2 separate regions of the Homo sapiens genome follow, and region 1 is linked to region 2. The links are chromatin loops, found by intact Hi-C in ENCODE. Cell type or tissue: K562. All regions are shown on one strand. Links, peaks and the distances in the headings refer to the core of each region. The heading gives the core; the rest is flanking DNA.

Region 1 (11,606 bases), core at 2,421-10,420, 360 kb before region 2:
AGTGATCTTGGGCCCTGGATCTGAGTGCCAGTGCACCAGCTGTGAGTCAAACGGAGTTTTGACCTTAACTTTGCTGCTGAGCCTTCCAATTTCCCCGCTGGGTCTAAGTGATAATCTCATGTCTGGGCAGTTTGGCCGGGGCCAGGCATCTGCCCAGCTTTTCTTAGTGCCTCCCCCTGCACCAGCTCCTCCCTGCTGGTGTATGGCATCTTCTGGACCAGCTCCTTTTCACTGGACGTGCAGCCTTCATACAGGATCTCAGTTCTCTCCCGCCCTCCATAGGCCCATGCCTTATGTTCCGTTCCTGCATGTGGCCACAGTTGAAAACTCTTTGGTGCTGGGGATGAATCCAGGTCCAGTCCCACCCTCCCCAGTCTCCCCACCATTGGCCTGGCTGCTTACCAGTCACTCTGTTTTTCACTTCCATGTTTGTTTACTGGCACCTGGGGATTTTCCTTTTCTCTTTGCACATTCAGATGTCTGCTTTGTTATTGATTCCCACATGAAACGCTGCCTTGAAACCCATGCCCAACCATCTCTACTCATCTGCCTGGATAGAGAATATGAGACTTCCTGCTTATAAATTCTTTGGGAAAGTTAAAGCTGGGTAGAGGGAAAAGGGGGTGGCCTTTGATGTGTAAGACAACTGGAAATCTCCCTTTGTAACACGAATCCTGGTTCCTCCACGTTTGGCAGTGGAAGGAGAAGCTCCCAGTGGGCACGGAAATTTGGACCTCATAGCCCCAACTCTTCCCTGTAAGGAAAGAGTCCCATACACAACTCTTCATTTAATTTCCTAAGGAACATCAAAGACCAGACTGGAACAGTTAAAACTTTACTTATAACTTAAACATAGGAAGGGAAGATACTCTAGATTATGAGGATGACAAGAATCAGCTATCTCTGAGAAGCAATGTTTGTCTTGAGAAGAAGTGTGTGTGTGTGCGCGTGTGCATGTGTACGTATATGGTTTAAAAATAAAAATAAACAAGCTGGACATTAGTTAAAGCAGTGAAAACAAATTTTATTCAGTAACTGCTGACAGTAGCGGAAAGAGCTGAGCTCTATTCTGATTTGTGCAGAGATGCTGACTGGGCCTTTTAAAGGGAGAATAAGGGAGGCAGGAGGTGGAGCGAGCAGGTTCAGGTAGAGTCAGGGAAGTGAAAAATGACAAAGTGTTGGGCAGAGTCAATATGATGAGACCAGCTGTGTCTGCTAGCTGGCAGTTCTCGAAGCTAGGATCCTCTCTCCTTCCTGATAATTACCTTGAGGGGAATGGCTTTCAGGTCCTTGAGAAAGACACCCCTGAGCTGTAGGCAACACATACATAGTAGCTCAGAGCAACAGAGGAAGGATTCACAATGGTAAGCCTCCTTTTTTTAGTAAATGCTCTAAAAAAGCAAGATCAGGGGCCTGTTGTCAGATGTTGGTGGAACAAACTCAATTCTTTTGACAGCCTTAAGCTTTCCCAGACAGCAACTCAAAAGGGGGCTGGGCCATCCCAGGGACGTGGCCTCAGGCTGCTAGAAGCCATGCGATGGTTTGGTGAAGTCTCTGAGCGCAGGGTATGAGTGGAGTGTTGGTACTGAGAGTTTCAGTGTCCCAGGTATACTTACCTTATGAAACAGATACAGTTAAAAGAACAGGTGTGCCCACCACCTGCGCTGCTGTTGGCAGCATTTTAAAAGAGAACTGACCATTTTCTACAATCCACCACAGGCCCACTGTGCGAGGCCAGGAGTGCCGAAGCCCCTTCTTCTAGAATCTGCTGAAGGCAACTAAAGAGAAAAATAGTACTAAAGCTTCTTTGACCCATACAGGCCAGAGCAGTGCTTTCAAACTTTCTTGAACATGTATCACAATAAGAAACACATTTTCTGTATTTCCTATTCTATTTTTTTCTTAAAATGCTGTTCACAAGCCACCAAATTAATTTCATCACCCACTAAATGGGTCACAGGTCACAACCCATATCTGAAAGGTACAAGGCTGGAGGGCACTGACCTGGGCAGACAGGGCAGGGGTGAGGGGAGATGAGGGTGGCAAAGCCTGGTGTATTAGTCCATTTTCATATGCTGTGAAGAAATACCCGAGACTAGGTAATTTATAAAGGAAAGAGGTTTAATGGACTCACAGTTCCACATGGCTGGGGAGGCCTCACAATCATGGCAGGAGGTGAAGGAGGAACAAAGACATGTCTTACATGGCAGCAGGAAGGAGTGCCTGTGCAGGGGAACTGCCCTTTATAAAACCATCAGATCTTGTGAGACTTACTCACTATCACGAGAACAGCACGGGAAAAACCTACCCCCATTATTCAATTACCTCCCACCAGGTCTCTCCCATGACACCTGAGGATTATGGAGCCACAATTCAAGATGAGATTTGGGTGGGGACACAGCCAAACCATATCATCTTGATTTAACAAAGCGGCAATACACAGAAGGCAGAGGGAAAACCTGACTGCGCAGAGAAATCTGTAAGTCTGGCCTTAGATAAACAGGATTTTTGTTGGTGAAATTCTGTTCTTTGTTTTTTTGTTAGTTTGTTTGTTTTGTTGAGTTTTTTGAGGTTTTTTTTTGAGTTTTTTGAGTTTTTTTGTTAGTTTGTTTTTTTGAGTTTGTTTGTTTTTTTCTGTCGCCCAGGCCGGAATGCAATGGTGAGATCTCAGCTCACTGCAACCTCCACCTCCTGGATTCAAGCAATTCTCCTACCTCGGCCTCCTGAGTAGCGGGGATTACAGGCACCTGCCACTACGCCCAGCTAATTTTTGTATTTTTAGTAGAGACAGGGTTTTGCCATGTTGGTCAGGCTGGTCTCGAACTCCTGGCCTCAGGTGATCCGCCTCCGCCTGCCTTGGCCTCCCAAAGTGCTGGGATTACAGACATGAGCCACTATGCCTGGCCGAAATTCTATTCTTTCATAGTAAAAATGTAGTAATAGGAGCATCTATTGAGTAATTTCCCTGAAACATGAGACCAAGCCAGAAATAGAAAAAAAAAAAAAAAAGAAAAAGATTAGGACAGTGACAAAACTAGTCTAGGAAGAAATGCTGAGGTTTTTAATTGTCAAAGTGCATTCTGGTAGAATGTCACATTCCGGGAAAAGGTCACTGGAGGAATCTGTAGGAAAAATGATGCCTTAGATTTTGTTCTGAGTTCTAAGTAGACATTAGTGAAAGAAGGAATGGGGTGAGTCTTTGTGAAACAATGCAACAAATATTCATTGAGCGCCTACTACGTGCCAGGCATGATTTCTGTCCATCTGTGAACAAAACAAAGCCTCTGCTCACATGAGCTAACATTCTAGTAGAGAGAGACAGGCAAGAATCAAACAAGCATATAATATAATGACAAGTAGAGATAAATGTCCAAAGAAAGTAACTCAGGGGAAGGGTGATGCATGCTACTTGAGCTAGGATGAACACAGCCAACCTTTCTGATAGAGACACTTAAACAGAGGCTTGAGTGAAGAGAGCATGAGAGGCCTGAGAGTATCTGGGGAAGCTTACTCCAGGCAGAGGGAAGAGCTAATGAGGCTCTGAGGTGGGAGGCTTCTGTGTATTTAAGGAACAGTCATGGCTGGGCACGGTGGCTCATGCCTGTAATCCCAGCACTTTGGCAGGCCAGGATGGGCAGGTCATTTGAGGTCAGGAGTTCGCGACCAGCTTGGCCAACATGGTGAAACCCTGTCTGAACTAAAAATACACAAAAATTTAGCTGGTCATTGTGGCATCCCTGTAGTCCCAGCTACTTGGGAGGCTGAGGCAGGAGGATCGCTTGAACATGGGAGGCAGAGCTTGTAGTGAGCCGAGATTGCGCCACTGCACTCCAGCCTGGGTGACGGAGTGAGACTCCATCTCAAAAATAAATAAATAAATAAGTAAGGAACAGTCAAGAGGCCTGTGTAGCCGGACTAAATTCAGAGCCATGGTAGGGAGTCTCAGAGGCCTGTGTAAGCACTTGGAATGTCATCAGAGTAAGGTGATAGCTCTTAAGACAGGTTCAGAAATGCTAGAGACTCACAAATGTTCCACACCTAAGCTTGTGGCTTGCAAATCCAAGTCAGCTATGTTCGCAGGTGCGTAACAGCAAGGAATTGCCACCCTGAGCCCAATGTTTTTATGAATCCAACGTATATTGAGTTTGTTCTCCAAATCCATGCTCTGTCTTGGGCATGATCCTGTTCTGGGCACTCATATTACGGTGGGCTGGGGCTGACTCTCCAAATTGCCTACTCACACACCCTAGGGTTGTTGGGGAAGCCTTTCCAGGAGCTACGATCCCAACTCATTCCCAGTGTAGGTGGAAGGCAGTACTTTGATCATGTGACCGCTTATCCATTCAGCATCTTGGTGACAGTGGGAACATCAGTGCTGGTGTTAGTGGGGATGGGCAAAAGGGGACAAAAGCCAGAACTCTTAAGTTAGTGTGCCCCAGGAAGCCCAGTTAATTTTTGAAAAGATCTTGTTGGCAGCCTAAAATCATGTGACCTGAGATCCAGCACATTAAAAAACAAACTAATAAAAATTTCAATGGCTAAATGCAAACCAACAAACTATTTTAAAAACCTGTAGGCCGGGCGCGGTGGCTCATGCCTGTAATCCCAGCACTTTGGGAGGCCGAGGTGGGCAGATCACGAGGTCAGGAGATCGAGACCATCCTGGCTAACACGGTGAAACTCCGTCTCCATTAAAAATACAAAAAATTAGCTGGGCGTGGTGGCGGGCACCTGTAGTCCCAGCTACTCGGGAGGCTGAGGCAGGAGAATGGCGTGAACCCGGGAGGCGGAGCTTGCGGTGAGTGGAGATCGCACCACTGCACTCCAGCCTGGGCTACGGAGCAAGACTCCGTCTCAAAAACAAAAACAAAAAACAACAACAACAAAAAAAAAAACCTGTAAAAGAACGTGTGGCAATTCAGATGCAAGCTAGAAATTAGGTGCTGAAATTTTTATTTCCAATTTTAGAGACTTCATCTCCCTGGGAGGTGGGTTGCAATCCTCAGCAGGAAGCAAGCCTGGAGATGTGCTGAGGGTTAGAAAAGGCTGCGGCTTTGTTACTCACCTCCACTCTAAGTCACCTCATCCTGAAAGTACAGTAATAATAGACTATGCCTCATAGAGTTTGGGTGAGGATTAGACGAGATCGTACACGTGGAATGCTTAGCTCATCGCCCAACAGATTGTAAATGCACCGCACATGTTAGCTGCTGTAATTGTCCTTACTTGACTGAAGGCCCACGGGGCTGGGGGCTGTTTTCTTGCTGGTTTTTATATCTATAGCACTTAGCACAGTGCCAGGTACACAGTGACACTCCAAGAATGTTACTATATCAACACCTACCGGGAGAAATGTATGGGTAGGGGTGGGGCAGTGTGGGGGTCCTGAGGAGCTGCCACCCCAGTAATTACCACCACCATTATTGATCACCTCTTGGACACTTTACACACGCCAGAGGTTGAACAATGAAAACCATAGATACCTTTTTGGACTCTGCCATATTTTTTAAAATTGGCAACACAGGGGTCATATCCCTACTTCACTGGACAGAAAAGAACAGGTACTGTTCCCTTTAGAAAAGGGCTCGTAAGCCAGGCGCGGTGGCTCACGCCTGTAATTCCAGCACTTTGGGAGGCCGAGGCTGGCGGATCGTCTGAGGTCAGGAGTTTGAGACCAGCCTGACCAACATGGTGAAGCCCCGTCTCTACTAAAAATACAAAATTAGCTAGGGGTGATGGCGCATGCCTGTAATCCCAGCTACTCGGGAGGCTGAGGCAGGAGAATTGCTTGAACGCGGGAGCCGGAGGTTGCAGTGAGCCAAGATCGTTCCATTGCACTGCAGCCTGGGCAACAAGAGTGAAACTCCATCTCAAAAAAAAAAAAAAAAAGAAAAAAGAAAAAAGAAAAGGGCTTGTAAGTCTGGTTTGCCAGTGTCCACTGACCTACTTGGTCCCGAAGGCACTTGAGTTTGCAGTCTCTGACGTACACCATTTTGTTTAATTCTTGCATGAACTCTGTGAAGTAAATTGATGCTATATGGATGAGAAAACTGAGGCTCAGAGACTTCCCAGAGTAAAGACTGAACGCAAGTGTGGGGGTCTCCAAGGCTGGCAACGCTTCTGCTCTGCCCATCGCTGCTTGCAGGGAGCGGGTATATGGAATGCCGTGAGGTGATGTCGCAGGTCTCATCTAAGTCCATGCTTCTATGATTCAAAGATTTTAGATCAAGCATGTCACAACTTTAGAGTCACCATGAAAAAAAAATCTGGAAATACTTATTACTAACTCACTCTGTGATCTGTGCAAGGCCAGGGACCTGTGCCATAAAACCCCCTAGTGGTTGAAGGTGACTTCTGAGTTTACTTCCACCCTAACAGACTCTCATACAGGAGGAAAGGCTGCACTTTTTTTTTTTTTTTTGAGACAGAGTCTCACTCTGTCACCACACTGGAGTGCAGTGGCGCGATGTCGGCTCACTGCAACCTCCGCCTCCCAGGTTCAAGTGATTCTCCTCCCTCAGCCTCTCGAGTAGCTGGGACTACAGGCACGTGCCACCACACCTGGCTAATTTTTGTATTTTTAGTAGAGATGGTGTTTCACCATGTTGGCCAGCATGGTCTTGATCTCTTGAACTCATGATCCGCCTGCCTCAGCCTCCCAAAGTGCTGGGGATTACAGGCATGAGCCGCCGTGCGCGGCCGGGCTGCACTTTTAAAAGTGTCCACGAGGGGACAAAAGATGACCACAAGCTCCTTAGTTACACTCCTAGTGATGGGGTGCCGCCAAGGACAGCCTGGGGTAATTTTCCTAAAAGGAAAGAAGCTCCTGTCTCAACTGCCAGACCTAGAGCTCTGTTGTGTCCTCACGGTTCCCTGCCAGGCCTCCCCTCCCAGAGGGAGCTCTTAGAGTGACTGCAGCTGGTCCTATCCCGGGATTATTGAGTCTTAGAGGCCATTGATTGCAAGATAGCTGATCCTGTGGCAGGAAAAATGGTACAATGCCTTAATGTTAGGCTTTCACAATTCATAAATTGGTCCTGCCAGCTTTTCTTTGCTTTGGAATTTGTCCTCTACCATCAGGGATTTGGCCACTTGCCCTACCCTTCCCTTGCATTGTTTAGCATAATCCAGGCTGTCCTTTTGCGGGTTCTCGGTAACAAAGCGTAATACAGCACTGTTTTCTTAGGTGATCTACAGCACTTATTTGTTACCTTGCAAGAAAGTATGAGGCTTTCTTGAAAGCAGATTCTCTAATCCTCAAGGCGTCTGAGAACTGCAGCCCTGGCTGAAAGCTGCTCATGAGAGACCCTGAGCTAGAGCCACTTAGCTAAACTGCCCCTCAGAAACTGTGAGATAATAAATGTTTGTTGCTTCAAGCTACTAAGGTTTGGGAAACTGATTACATAGCTGTAGAAAACTAATACATGGGGAATCGGTGAAGGGTGGAGGGAGGGCAGCGGGGAGTCTGCCTCAGGGATGTGCCCCCCACCTTCATCCTCCAGACAGGACTTCGGAGCACCTGAGGAAACCCTGAGAGACTCCTCTTTAGGGAAGTCATCCAGCCCCGGGGTCCCCTTATGCCAGGAGCAAACAGTGAGGACAGGAGAATGACCATCTATCTTGCTGAAAGCTCTGTGAGGGAGAGATGGAGGGACAGAGGGAGCCGTGCCCTGGATGAATAGGAAGGGCTGTGTCTCCAGGGTCCATGGCCTCTGTGCCCTGGATGATGCTGGGGCTGCTAGGGACCACAGAGCCACCCCCTGGGAGGCTGGGGTTGGCCTGGCTCAGGGGCCTTTGTCAGCCATAGACACCCACAGCCTGGGGTAGACAGGGCTGGCAGGCAACACAGGAACTGGAAAACCGGACAAGCTCCAGCCCCTCCGCAGGGTAAATGACAACTCCAGGTAAAATGATTAGCTGATTCCAGCCCCTCTGCAGGGTAAGTGGCACCTCCAGGTAAAATGATTAGCTGGTTCCAGCCCCTCCGCAGGGTAAGTGGCACCTGGGGTAAAATGACTGCCTGGAGCTGGCAGCTGCTTTCCCCTCTCTCTCGCGGGCCCTGCAGGGAAGCGTAGGAAGGGGAGGGGGCACAGCGCTGGGCACAGAGGGGCTCTCAGACCCTGGACTGAACTGTTTCAGGGGTCATCTAGCCCATTCCCCGCCTCCAGGCGAGGATTTGCCTGAGCCTGGAAAGAGGAAGGATCCTCCCAGCCCTGTCAACCCCAGATTCCACCTCCCTGTGGGGGGACTGTCAGCGCAGGCCCTGACAACCAGAGAAAGACACAGGACCCAGCTGGGCCGGTGACAGCAGGAGCTCCAGGTGCCACAGGTGAGGGTGGGGATGCCTGGAGCACCACGGGGGGCCCAGTTAGTCTAGAGCCAGGTTTTCCATACTCCTTAGAGTGCAACCTCAGGGAGACGCAAATTTTACCCAACACAGAAATACATTTATAGAATTCAAACACAAGCAGACGAAACAATGTTTACCCTTACAGTGTGTGAAGTCCTCATCTGTCCCACCTCATCCTATCGTGCTCTATTCTATCCTAGGAGACAAAGCAGGAGGAGGGCTGCGGAAGTGGGGGAGTCTTATCCAGGCCCTTGGGTGACACGTCTCTCCTGATAAAAACTGCAGCTGCTCTGGGCGTGCCCTCGCCTGTCTCCCCCCAGGCCCTGGGTTCCTGGCAGCAGAGACAGTTACCTATTGACCAGGCATCCCCCAGGGCTCCTGGAAGAATCCCAGAATTCTCAGAACCAGAAAAGCTTAGACAGCATCCTGCAGGCAAAGCCCCTTGTTCTCTGGGGAGTAAAGTGCGGCTCACAGGGTATCCCACCAGGGACAGTGATTGACCACCAGGCTGTGGGCCCTGTGGGGACTGGCTGAAGGCCCTGTGGGAGCTGAGTCAGGGCCAGGACCGGGGTGTCCTGACTCCTAGAGAGCAGGTTCCTTTCCTCACTCAGGCCTTCCAGTCCCAGCCCTGGGCTGATTTTTGCTGTCTTATATCATCTGCATATTTATTCCCCTGCTGGATTCACTGGCCATGGGCTCTGTGGTCCTAACAGTCTTAGGGACTAAGGAGCTGGCAGCACTGAGGGGACCCCAGAATCTCAGACTCAGGGTCTGGCCTCACAGACATGTGAGGGAACAACTCAAAGGCCCATTGCCCAGTGGCAAGAGGAGGCAATTCGGAGTCCGTCAGACCTGAGTGCAGTCAGACCTGATTCTCACTCTGTCACTTACTAGCTGTGTGATCTTGGGTAAGTCACTTAAGCTCTCTGAGCATCAGTTTCCTTATCTCTAACATTAGGATAAAAATATCTATTGTGTAGGGTTGGTGTAAGGATTAGCAAAAATGTATATGATGTGCAGTCCATGGCACATAATGGGAACTAAAAAATAGCACTTGTTAGCCAGGTGCAGTGGCTCATGCGTGTAATCCCAGCACTTTGGGAGGCTGAGGCGGGTGGGTCACTTGAGGTCAGGAGTTCAAGACTAGCCTGACCAACATGGTAAAACCCTGTCTCTACTAGAAAAAAAAAAAAAATTAGCCGGGCATGGCGGGCACCTGTAATCCCAGCTATTTGGGAGGTGGAGGCAGGAGAATCACTTGAACCCAGGAGATGGAAGTTGCAGTGAGCCGAGATCATGCCACTGCCCTCCAGCCTGGGTGACAGAGTGATACTCTGTCTCAAAAAAAAAAAAAAAAAAAAGAAAAGAAAAGAAAAGAAAGAAAAAAAGAAAAAATAGCACTTGTTATGACTATTGTTGATAGTAATTACAATAATACATTACAATAATACTAACTAGAGGGTCTCAAAAGTACTGTGGGTACGGCAGGTGTGCTATTACTTAGTTTTGGAGGAGATTTGGCTGCCATAGTTTTCATCCTAGACAAAAACGAACTTTTCATAAGCACAAAGGGGAGAAAGCAGATTACGTAGGTTATGAACAGCCTTAATAATAGAAGAAGAGGAAAACACCTACCTTAAAACCAAACCCAGGACACAGGCTCTTGCCAAGCATTCACCTTGGTTACAAGTGATAATTGGATCTTGGAAAATGAACAGAATGATTCTGGTCCCAGGCGAGGTCCTGTGATATGCTGGGAAGACATATCCCCGTTCTCTAGAACACTCCCAGTCCATGTATCAGAGTACATGTAAAGTGCGTGAATAGGTAAGGACAAGAAAAGTAGGAAAGGTCGGGAAAATCAGGTTAAGGACTGGGAAGCATTATATCTCTTCTCAGAGGACATCTTCATAGCTCATAATGTGTAGACATTAAATGACATGGGAAATTCAATTTTGGGGCTTACTGTTTTATCTAGAATTGCTGTTTTATTTTCACTAATTGAATGAGATCTCTTAACAAGTGAACCTAACATGTTAGAGAATTTAAATTATCCTGATCAAAAAATACATTTTTTGGTAAGTTATATAGTTTGAAAACAAAATTGTGACAAGATCAATAATTTTGCTCTAAATTTGGCATCTCCCTGCTTGTCCACTATGAGGAATGGGACCTCACAGATCCTACCTGCAGAGGCTGCTCTTCCCACACAGGTTTAAAATAAGGAAAATAGTTAGAAGGAAATAATTCAAATGTTCCTAGCATAAAGAAAACACAAAGCTGGGTGAGGTGTCTCATGCCTATAATCTCAGCACTTTGGGAGGCCAAGGCAGGCAGATTGCTGGAGCCCAGGAGTTTGAGACCAGGCTGAGCAACATGGTGAAACCCTGTCTTTACTAAAAATACAAAAATTAGCTGAGCATGGTGTTGCACACCTATGGTCCTGGCTACTCAGGAGGCTAAGGTGAGAGGATCACCTGAGCCTGGGAAGTTTGAGGCTGCAGTGAACCATGATTGTGCCACTGCACTCCAGCCTGGGTGACAGAGTATGGCAGAGAGAAAGAGAAAGACAGAAAGAGAGAGAGGAAGGAAGGAAGGAAGGAAGGAAAGAAGGAAGGAAGGAAGGGGAAGGGAAGGGAAGAAGGAAAGAAAGAGAAGAAAGAAAAGACAAATATTTAAGGTGATGGGCATCCCAGTTACCCTGATTTGATCATATGACTCTATCAAATTATCGCATATACCCAGAAAATATGTACATTGATTAGGTATCAATAAAAATAAAAGAAAAATCTAAAATAATAAAATGAGGAAACTGTATTTTTGTTTTGCTTCCATCTACATTTTTCTTCTCCTTTCAGAAAAGAAAAGTAAACCATTTATGCACAGCTTTTAAAGGACCCTCTCTAGCACAAGAATGGAGGCTGCCATTTCCCCATCTGATGGCCTAACCCTCAGGGGCTTTTCTCTTATCTCGGAGGACCAAACGGTATAAGAGGAAGCTTACCTAAGCCAGGTGCTGGACTATGAGCTTCTCCTCATTTATTCTGCACAGGGAGGCTTTATATAAAGAGTCTCTTTCATTTTGTTTAAAAGCTGTCATTTTGTTGCATAGATATTTTGTAGGTAAGAGCTCTGATAGAAGAATTTCAAAGTGTCTAAGTTGGCCAAGTGAAGATTCTGGCCAAGAGACTGAGTCTAGGGAAGCTAGTCCCAGCAAGAGACCTCTTTTGGGTGCCAGAGTTTCCATCTCTGGTAG
Region 2 (11,606 bases), core at 1,892-9,891:
CCACCACAACTGGTTATTTTTTTATTTTATTTTATTTTTCATATTTTTAGTAGAGACGGGGTTTCACTGTGTTAGCCAGAATGGTCTCGATCTCCTGACCTTGAGATCCACCTGCCTCAGCCTCCCAAAGTGCTGGGATTACAGGCGTGAGCCACCGTGCCCAGCCAGTCAGAACACATTTTAAAGACTACAGGAATGATAGTTATCAAATAGAATTGAAGTGTCATAAACCTGGACAATGGATCAAGGTCAAAGATTGTTTCCTTAAGTTGAAATAGCAACCAAAACGTTGTTCACACAGGGCTTGGGGGGCGGCTGCTGGCACTGTGGGCTTCTTAATGAAAAAATTTAAGCTAAAAACATCAAAAATTAAAAGTTTTTAAAACATTTTTCATTTAACAGGCCATTGAAATGCATGGTACAAAAATCAGTGATAAGGTTATTATAAAATGAAATGGACAGAATAAATGTTTGATTTAATTTTCCATCTATGAGAATTTCACAATAAAATCAGTTTACTTTTTAAAAAAGAAAAAAAAAACATAGACAATGTTAAAAACAGTGACATAACTATTCAAAATTTGGAGTTGTCTGGGCACAGTGTCTCACACCTGAAACTTTGGGAGGCCGAGGTTGGAGGATCACTTGAGGCCAGGAGTTCAAGACCAGCCTGAGCAACATAGTAAGGACCCCATCTCTTCAAAAAAGTTAAAAAGTAGCTGAGTGGGGTGGCATTTGCCTGTACTACTAGCTACTTGAGAAGCTGAGGTGGGAGGATGGCTGACCTCAGGAGCTGGAGGCTTCAGTGAGCTATGATCGCACCACTGCCCCCCAGCCTGGGCAACAGAGCAAGACCCTGTCTCAAAAAAAAAATTGGGGGAGTTGAAGAGAGGGGAGATGGAAGGGACTCTGTTAGTGCTACTCTTTCAAAACAGTATCAATAGATAATGTTTAAACTGGAAACGAAGTTTAGTAAACACAAGTCCAATTTATTTCATAACCTCTTAATGTATTTCATAATTGTTTAATGCATACTTCATAATCTCTTTTTAGAACTCTAAAGGGACCCTTTATGAACCAATATTTCCCATGACAAAGAAACATTGGTTTGTGATAATTCCTTCAAGTTCTTTTATCCTATTAAACACAAGTAAAATTGAAATTAACAAATGTAATAAAATAGTACTTGTATGATCCTATCTTAATAAAAGTATTTCTATTTATTTTTCTAACCTATCTATCCTTGTAGTTCTAAAGAAAGAGGCCTGAAATAATGTTTCTCCATATTAGCAATGACATTTCTTGGTGGATGGTCTTGGGGTAATTGGTTTTACTTTTTTGTTTGTGCTTTTTCTCTATTATTTTAGTTATTTATAATGAGAATAGACTATTTAAAATAGAGTGATTTTGCTTTAAGCATGCACGTGAGTTTGCACACATGCACACGTGTGCACACACACACACACACACACACACACACATTCACAGAGGAACTACATGCCCAAAAAGGTTTATAGTGATTGATTCAAATAGAAGAAATGGGGTGATTGGATCAGTCACTTCTTTTCTTTGTGTACTCTTTTGCATTTTAGAAATGTTTAAACAATGTTAAATAATTTAATAGCTTAACAAGAGAGAGTAAAAGTTGCCCTCCACTTCCTTCCCAGTCCTCCTGCCAGTTTTTGGTGTATCTTTTCACACTGGACCCACAAGCACATGGGTTTGGGTTCACATGATACTTCACGGAGCTTAAGGAACTTCTGTTACAGAACACCGAGACCTACCACGTTCTTTTTAATGGCTATATTATTTTCTATTGTCTGAATACTATTTTAGTTTTTACGTATATTTAAATTGTCTCATAAAATGGACAGTGCTGTAATATACCTTTGCATAGTGTATGAATATATCTTTGGGATAATTTCCTAGAGATAGAATTATTGGGTCAACAGGTGTGTGCATTACATTTTGTTTTAACTTTTTGTATTTTTTCCCACTCATTTTAATTCCTTAACTTGTCAAAGTTCTTTTTTCGTTTAAGAAATATAGGCCAAGTGTGGTGGCTCACGCCTGTAATCCCAGCACTTTGGGAAGTCAAGGATTGCTTCAGCCCAGGAGTTTGAAACCAGCCTGGGCCACATAGCAAGACCCCATCTGTAAAAAATAAAAAATTGGCCCAGCATGGTAGCACACACCCCTAGTCCCAAGAGGATGAGGTGGGAGGATGGCTTGAAGTCAGGAGTTCCAGGCTGCAAAAAAAGAGAAACATATATAAGTAACAAAGTTTCATGTACTCCAAAAGGTCTTATCATGGAAAGCAACATTTCTCTGTCCCTCTGCCTCCCTGCCCCAAGATACAAGATACTTTTAACTAATTTTAACAATTTCTTCTGATTGCTATCTCCATAACTCTAAAAAATAAAAGCTTATCATGATAGTTCCTAATTGATCCATTTTAGACTTCCTGCTATAGCACATAAAGATTTGTGGTTACACAACTATTTTTGGGTAAATCAGTAAGGTATTAAGGCACACATTATTATAGTTTTATAAATATTGTCTGCTGTCAAGCCAAATCGTGTACTACAATCACAGTTTCTTTCTTGTCCAAATTTTCTTTTTCCTGGAATCTTTAATTAATTGCCACTCTGTCTTCTCTGACCTCTTCTGATACTTTTTTTCTCAGATCTCAGGTACACTGAATTGGGTTGATGGTGATCCTTGGTTCAGGACATAATTTCAGTGTTAGTTCGTACAATGACCTCACACATGTATCTTTTTAGCTATAATGACTAAGACATGGTTCTTCATTTATTTGCTCTTTTCTCCCAGTCTCTTCATTAGAGTATTCTATCAACTTCCCCTTTTACCCCAGACCCCTCCGTCTTTCCTCGGTTGAGATTTATTAGTCTCTGACCCAATCAATTACATTAAATGAATTGAGTAAGCGTTTTCTAATGGTATAAAGAAAAAACAGTCTTGATAAGTTTGTAAACTCTCACTTTTAAGCTCTCATAAATAATTTGGTCTGTTTTCTAATATTAGCTAAAAGTAATACAATAGAACCTTAGGAGTGACAAAAATGTTTTATAAAGTGGATAAAAATCATGTTTCTCAAGAGATCATCTGTAATCTGGTCACTGGTCACACAAATGTTTTTTGTTTGTTTGTTTGTTTGTTTTTGAGATGGAGTTTCGCTCTTGTTGCCCAGGCTGGAGTGCAATGGTGTGATCTCGGCTCACCGCAACCTCTGCCTCCCGGGTTCAAGCAATTCTCCTGCCTCAGCCTCCCGAGTAGCTGGGATTACAGGCATGTGCCACCACGCCCGGCTAATTTTGTATTCTTAGTAGAGATGGGGTTTCTCCATGTTGGTCAGGCTGGTCTCAAACTCACGACATCAGATGATCCGCCCGCCTCGGCCTCCCAAAGTGCTGGGATTACAGGCGTGAGCCACTGTGCCCGGCTGGTCTCTTTTATGTAAGCATATCCCACTTAGCAGGGAGTATGCCTGGAGTGACTTCTTACTCAGTTCAGGAAATAAGGATTATGATTATTGAATGTTAATTACTAAGAAAATATGGTTATTTAATCTTCTGACAGTCTTACATATTATTTGCTTACTTTATAAATTAGGAAATTGCAAGGGTAAATTACCTGCCCAAGGTCACAAAGCTAGTTAATGGTGGAGTTAAAAGTCAAGCTTTGTTTGATGCCAAAGCTCATCTTCTTTCCCCTCTAGCCTGCTTTCTGGACTGCATCACCAAACCTTACCCACTGTATTGTATTTGTTTTCTCTCTTAGTGGATGAGTGCTCGTCTGACTACACAATTGTGCTTCCTGTGATTGGGGCCATCGTGGTTGGTCTCTGCCTTATGGGTATGGGTGTCTATAAAATCCGCCTAAGGTGTCAATCATCTGGATACCAGAGAATCTAATTGTTGCCCGGGGGGAATGAAAATAATGGAATTTAGAGAACTCTTTCATCCCTTCCAGGATGGATGTTGGGAAATTCCCTCAGAGTGTGGGTCCTTCAAACAATGTAAACCACCATCTTCTATTCAAATGAAGTGAGTCATGTGTGATTTAAGTTCAGGCAGCACATCAATTTCTAAATACTTTTTGTTTATTTTATGAAAGATATAGTGAGCTGTTTATTTTCTAGTTTCCTTTAGAATATTTTAGCCACTCAAAGTCAACATTTGAGATATGTTGAATTAACATAATATATGTAAAGTAGAATAAGCCTTCAAATTATAAACCAAGGGTCAATTGTAACTAATACTACTGTGTGTGCATTGAAGATTTTATTTTACCCTTGATCTTAACAAAGCCTTTGCTTTGTTATCAAATGGACTTTCAGTGCTTTTACTATCTGTGTTTTATGGTTTCATGTAACATACATATTCCTGGTGTAGCACTTAACTCCTTTTCCACTTTAAATTTGTTTTTGTTTTTTGAGACGGAGTTTCACTCTTGTCACCCAGGCTGGAGTACAGTGGCACGATCTCGGCTTATGGCAACCTCCGCCTCCCGGGTTCAAGTGATTCTCCTGCTTCAGCTTCCCGAGTAGCTGGGATTACAGGCACACACTACCACGCCTGGCTAATTTTTGTATTTTTATTATAGACGGGGTTTCACCATGTTGGCCAGACTGGTCTTGAACTCTTGACCTCAGGTGATCCACCCACCTCAGCCTCCCAAAGTGCTGGGATTACAGGCATGAGCCATTGCGCCCGGCCTTAAATGTTTTTTTTAATCATCAAAAAGAACAACATATCTCAGGTTGTCTAAGTGTTTTTATGTAAAACCAACAAAAAGAACAAATCAGCTTATATTTTTTATCTTGATGACTCCTGCTCCAGAATCGCTAGACTAAGAATTAGGTGGCTACAGATGGTAGAACTAAACAATAAGCAAGAGACAATAATAATGGCCCTTAATTATTAACAAAGTGCCAGAGTCTAGGCTAAGCACTTTATCTATATCTCATTTCATTCTCACAACTTATAGGTGAATGAGTAAACTGAGACTTAAGGGAACTGAATCACTTAAATGTCACCTGGCTAACTGATGGCAGAGCCAGAGCTTGAATTCATGTTGGTCTGACATCAAGGTCTTTGGTCTTCTCCCTACACCAAGTTACCTACAAGAACAATGACACCACACTCTGCCTGAAGGCTCACACCTCATACCAGCATACGCTCACCTTACAGGGAAATGGGTTTATCCAGGATCATGAGACATTAGGGTAGATGAAAGGAGAGCTTTGCAGATAACAAAATAGCCTATCCTTAATAAATCCTCCACTCTCTGGAAGGAGACTGAGGGGCTTTGTAAAACATTAGTCAGTTGCTCATTTTTATGGGATTGCTTAGCTGGGCTGTAAAGATGAAGGCATCAAATAAACTCAAAGTATTTTTAAATTTTTTTGATAATAGAGAAACTTCGCTAACCAACTGTTCTTTCTTGAGTGTATAGCCCCATCTTGTGGTAACTTGCTGCTTCTGCACTTCATATCCATATTTCCTATTGTTCACTTTATTCTGTAGAGCAGCCTGCCAAGAATTTTATTTCTGCTGTTTTTTTTGCTGCTAAAGAAAGGAACTAAGTCAGGATGTTAACAGAAAAGTCCACATAACCCTAGAATTCTTAGTCAAGGAATAATTCAAGTCAGCCTAGAGACCATGTTGACTTTCCTCATGTGTTTCCTTATGACTCAGTAAGTTGGCAAGGTCCTGACTTTAGTCTTAATAAAACATTGAATTGTAGTAAAGGTTTTTGTAATAAAAACTTACTTTGGAGATTTGTGCATGTCATTTATTTTTTATGATTCATTTTTGTGCTGTATAAATTTTGTTTACAATCATCTTAGGTTTTTGCTCCGATCAATAAGTTAAATCATCTTTCTATAATTTGTTTCATTCTATTCTCCATTGCCACATTATCACTTGGTAGGAATTCCTGAGAAGATAAACCACATTAAAGTTACATATGAAATGTCTCAACTCTTAGCTTAGACTGACTGCATTACTAGTTTGCTTAAATGTCGCCACGTTTGTTCATTCATTCATTTGATCAGCATTGATAAGGATTTGCTAAATGCCAGATACTCTTGTAGGAGCTGAGATAAATAAGAGGTCCTATATTAGTTACCCATAGTGATCTGAGAGAAAGAGAGAGAGGGCTGGGAGCGGTGGCTGACACCTGTAATCCCAGCACTTTGGGAGGCCGAGGCAGTCAGGTCACGAGGTCAGGAGTTTGAGACCAACCTGGCCAATATGGTGAAACTCCGTCTCTACTAAAAGTACAAACAAATTAGCTGGGCATGGTGGTGTGCACCTGTAGTCCCAGCTACTCGGGAGGCTGAGGCAGAAGAATCGCTTGATCCCGGGAGACAGAGGTTGCAGTGAGCCGAGATCATGCCACTGCACTCCAGCCTGGGCGACAGAGCGAGACTCCATCTCAAAAAAAAAGAGAGAGAGAGAGACTGACCAAGATGAAAGCCGTCATATTTTTATAACCTAATCACAGAAGAAACATACTATCGCATGTCTGTTTATGGTTCACACAAACCATCTCTGGTACACTGTGGAAGGGGACTACACAAGGGCTCGAATATCAGATTTTAGTCCATTCTGTGCCATTATCACAGAATACCACAGATTTTTTGATAACTTACAAGCAATAGAAGTTGATTTGGTCATGGTTCTGGAGCCTGGGAAGTCCAAGATGGAAGGGCCAAATCTGATGTGCATCTTCTTGCTGCCTTGTAACATGGTAAAAGGCATCACATGGTGCGAGGACACAGAAGAGAGAGCAAGAGGGGGCCCCACACTTGTAATAATAGCATTAATCCATCCACGAGGGCAGAGCCATCATGACCCCACTGCCTCTTAAAGGTCCCGCTTCTCAACACTGTTGCATTGTAGATTAAGTTTCCAACATATGGTTTGGGGGACACCTTCCAACCACAGCGCCGGGAGAGGGAGGAACCCCTGGAGGCAGCGTGGATGCTGCCTACCTCAGGTGCCTACTGTCAAGGTGAACATTGTGGAATTCGTGGTTTACTTTTTGGAGGGAACTTCAGTAAATAAATTCCAGTATATATACTAAGATAAGTGGATTAATAGGAACATATACAAGGGATGATGAGAGCAAGGCCCTTTCCAGCCTGCTTCCAACCCTGCCCCAGGTGTAGCACCTCCTCAGGAGCACAGCCTCCCAATCCCTGGTGATGAAGGTCCATTGACCACAGGGTCTGGTGTTGACCCATTGGTCTACAGCACTGACGTCACGGCTTCACCTTCCTAAAAGAAAGTAGCCAGGATGGCTCCAGCCCCTACCCAATCTGCCCCACCTTTGTTCTTCTCACACTTTTCTTGCTTTGTAAGGTCCTAGATCCCCCCTCTGGACTCCTGTTTGGGGCTCTAAGCTTGAAGGCCAAGAAGGTCTGAGGACACAAATACATGAGCCACTCCTTCCTGACCCGGGTCTTGGTTCTCTAGGATGATTTGCTGTGAGGTTTCCCTCTGCCCACTAAGTAAAAGGAATATAAACTATAAAAAGAATGGAAGAAGAATCTCTGCCAATGAAAAAAGAGTTTCATTTTATAATACTCCAGCCCCTCGCTCATCAACAAGTCCCTTCACCCCACCTTAGTGCCTCCAAGAGATGCCAATTTTGGTCAAGTGTTGGCAGGCATAAATAAGAGATGTTTAGGCCAGGTGCCATGGCTCACACCTGTAACCCTAGCACTTTGGGAGGCTGAGGCAGTTGGATCACCTGAGGTCAGGAGTTTGAGACCAGCCTGGCCAATGTTGTGAAACCCCATCTCTGCTAAAAATATAAAAATTAGCCAGGCATGGTGGTGGGCACCTGTAATCCCAGCTGTCTGGGAGGCTGAGGCAGGAGAATCATTTGAACCTGGGAGGTGAGGTTGCAGTGAGCCAAGATCGTAGGACTGCCCTCCAGCCTGGGCAACAGAGTGAGACTCTGTCTCAAAAAAAAAAAAAAAAAAAAAAAAAAAAAGAGATGTTTTATTTTGTTTTTAACTTAACTAGTTTTATATTAAGACCAAGATTGACTAAAGATAAAATTGTGAAATAAATTCTGTTATCAAAATTATAAAATCTCTTTTGCTTTCCAGATATTCCCTCATGCTGTCCTGGCAAACTTTCTTCTTAAGTGCTCATGTATTCTTCTAACTTCCTCATACCTCCACCAGCCCCACCACCCCACCCCAACATGCTTTGGCTGACCCCAACAATGTTATTCACTCACTCAATTCCATTTTTTTTTTAAACGGAGTCTCACTCTGTCACCCAGGCTGGAGTACAACGGCACAATCTCGGCTCACTGCAACCTCTGTCTCCTGGGTTCAAGCAATTCTCCTGCCTCAGCCTCCTGAGTAGCTGGGATTACAGGTGTGCACCACCATGGCCAGCTAATTTTTGTATTTTTAGTAGAGACGGGGTTTCACCATGTTGGCCAGGGTAGTCTCAAACTCCTGACCTCAGGTGATCCACCCTCCTCAGCCTCCCAAAGTGCTGGGATTACAGGGTCGAGCCACCGTGCACAGCCATTTTTTAAATTTTTTATTTTATTTTATTTTATTTTGAGACAGGGTCTCGCTCTGTCACCCAGGCTGGAATGCAGTGGTGTGATCACGGCTTACAGTAGCTTCAACTTCCCAGGCTCCAGCGATCCTCCCACCTCAGCCTCGAAGGTAGCTGGGACTACAGGTGCGTGCTATCACACCCAGCTAATTTTTAATTTTTTTTTTTGTAGATACGTGGTCTTGCTATGTTGCGCCAGCTGGTCTAAATTTCTGGGCTCAAATGATCCACTCACCTCTGCCTCCCAAAATGCTGGGATTACAGGCATGAAGCACCAATCCTGGCTCATTATCATGTGTTAGTAACCCATTGTGGAGTCGTCTTTTATCCCTCCCAAGGCCACGTGCATTTTGTCAAAAGACATTACCTTAATCCAAAGGCATAAAGCTTCGACTAAGTGCAATGGCTCACACCTGTAATCCCAGCACTTTGGGAGGCCAAGGGAAGCAGATCATTTGAGGCCAGGAGTTCGAGATCAGCCTGGCCAATATGGCAAAACCCCATCTCCACTAAAAATACAAAAATTGGCTGGGCATGGTGACACGCACCTGTAGTCCCATCTATTCGGGAGTCTGGGGCATGAGAATTGCTTGAACCCAGGGAGCGGAGGTTACAGTGAGTTGAGATAGCGCCACTGCACTCCAGCCTGGGTGACAGAGTGAGACTCTGTCTCAACATCGACAACAAAACAAAGGCATAAAGTTTTATGTGTGAGGTTTTAGGCCTGAGCACAAGATTAGCAAGAGGAATCTTTCAAGGCAGCAGGATCTCCTGGCCTCCATCTATTCTCACCACCTGCCAGGAGTCCCTACCCACACTTCCTGTTAAGATAGCTCTGATTATAAGCTTGTTCTATACTCACCTGCCTCTGTAGCTTCACTAGCTATTGGATGGACACTTTTAATTGGACAGTTTTAAAAGACATTACCGGCTGGGCGCGGTGGCTCACACCTGTAATCCCAGCACTTTTGGAGGCGGAGGCGGGTGGATCGCAAGGTCAAGAGATCGAGACTATCCTGGCCAACATGGGGAAACCCCGTCTCTACTAAAAATAAAAAAATTAGCTGGGTGTGGTGGTGCACACCTGTAGTCCCAGCTACTCGGGAGGCTGGGGCAGGAAAATCTCTTGAAACCAGGAGGCGGAGGTTGCAGTGAGCCAAGATAGTGCCACTGCACTCCAGCCTGACAACAGAGTGAGACTGTCTCAAAAAAAAAAAGTCAGCCAGGCATGGTGGTGCACACCTGTAATCCCAGCTACTCAGTAGGCTGAGGCAGGAGAATTGCTTGAACCTGGCAGGCGGAGGTTGCAGTGAGGCAAGATAGTGCCACTGCACTCCAGCCTGGGTGACAGAGCGAGACTCCATCTCAAAAAAAAAGAGAGAGAGCTATTGCCACGTTTGCCCCAAAGCCACAAGCATCTTCCACAGGCAGCTCCCAGACAATGACTGAGCATGCAGGGATACTAAGGTGAAACCATTCCCGGGACACATTGTCCTCATCTGACAGCTGACTTTGGCTTGAGAACTTCTCAACTGCCAGAACTTCCCCAGACTGCACGGCAGAAATGCTTCTGCCCAGTGCTCTTTCCCTTTCTCCTTCATGCAAGTTCAAGCTGGCATCATGGTCTGAAAACTCTCCAGCACCTTGGCTCCCTCACCATTTTCTCCCACAGACTTTTCACCTGATAAAGTCTGGCATGGTTAATCCCATCTTGGCATCTTTTTCTTTAAAGTCCCAGACTAACGTAAGTGGTGCTGAAAGTGCCCCAAGAAAAGAGGCAGTAGGAAGGGGATTTGGAACTGGCTCACCCATCACCCAGCAGATGAGGGGATACTGTCCTGGTTGATAGGTGGACGCAGATAGTTCCTGGACCTGGGTGGCAGCTCAGTTGCTAACGATTTCATTGGTGGTGACCTGAGAAAAGATGCTTTTGGAGGGGAATGCTGTAGCAGGTGTGATTTCACAAGCATTTAACAATATGGGAGAACAATGCCTACCAAGACAGCAGAATGGGCTGTCCTACTAAATTGTGTTGATGGCCCTGCAGGGGAATAACAGACTGAGGGCTGTTAACAAGCAGTGAATCACCAAATATGAGAGTAGGAGAGCCTTGGGAGCAGCTTACAAAACAGGCATTATCTTCCGCAGTGGCAAGACAGACTCGGTTTTGAACAGCTGGTCAAAAATCTAATTGCAAGCTGGGCTTGATGGCGCATGCCTGTAATACCAGCACCTTGAGTGGCTCAGGTGGGAGGATTGCTTGAGCCCAGGAGATTGAGACCAGCGTGAGCAACATAGAGAGACTCCTGTCTCTACAAAAAGTTAAAAAATTAGCTGGGCATGGTGGTGCTCACCTGTGGTCCCAGATATTCGGGAGGCTGCGGTGGGAGGATAGCTTGAGCCCAGGAGATCAAGGCTGCAGTGAGCAGTAATCTCACCACTGCACTCCAGCCTGGGTGACAGGGCAAGACCCTGTTTCAAAAAAAAAAAAAAAAATTGCAAGTCTACAGAGCCTCAAAGAGATTTGAGTGTCTGGTGCAGGCAGGTCTGGTATACAAAGTGCAGGGCCCTGGTGGGGAAATCCGGGATCCTGAACCATAGCTCAGGGGCACTGAGATGGATTCCGCCAGTGATATTTGACTCTGCAAAAGCCCAGAGCCTCTGGGATTTCAGATGTAGCCCAGCCTTCCCTACTTCGTGCTAGCACATCAGTTTTCTGGAAGATGCTACTGAAGCCTCTCTCACAAGGCAAGAGGTGACCCCTCAGGAGTTGCCTCACCTCTTCTCCTCCTTGCCAGGCTGAGAACTAGTATGAAAATGCAGCTGAACACATGCTGGGCCTGATTGAGGCAGGAGAATCGGGAAATTGGGGTTAGCAGGGTTTCAGCAAGTGCAGCCAGTGCGCACGGGCAGGGGAACAGTAGGTGCAGCCAGTCCGCACGGGCAGGGGAACAGCAGGCGCAGTCAGTGCGCACGGGCAGGGAAACAGCA

The links. Hi-C counts contacts between places; a loop is a spot of excess contacts. Peaks named below come from ENCODE experiments on the same cell type or tissue, not always from the same donor. Only the 100,000 strongest peaks of a DNase experiment are listed, where the experiment ranks them.
Region 1: a loop joins it to region 2, with 8 times the contacts of the local background. A loop is called at or near these places in 2 of 110 quality-filtered maps.

The regions. Positions count from the first base shown.
Region 1 is chr3:183,475,272-183,486,877 of GRCh38, reverse strand. No RefSeq gene overlaps it. Among named protein-coding and RNA genes, the nearest start is that of SNORA63E, 27 kb to the right of the region's middle. RefSeq lists enhancers at 6,398-6,447, 8,144-8,679. In K562, for the core only: CTCF peaks have their summits at 6,335 and 6,729; a DNase peak (open chromatin) is centred at 6,757.
Region 2 is chr3:183,116,410-183,128,015 of GRCh38, reverse strand. LAMP3 (lysosomal associated membrane protein 3) reads left to right here. Exons shown (of 6, transcript NM_014398.4): 6 at 3,802-5,801. The coding sequence ends at 3,935. Among named protein-coding and RNA genes, the nearest start is that of MCCC1, 23 kb to the right of the region's middle. In K562, for the core only: a CTCF peak has its summit at 5,491 (motif pointing left); a DNase peak (open chromatin) is centred at 5,515; H3K27me3 peaks cover 18 bases.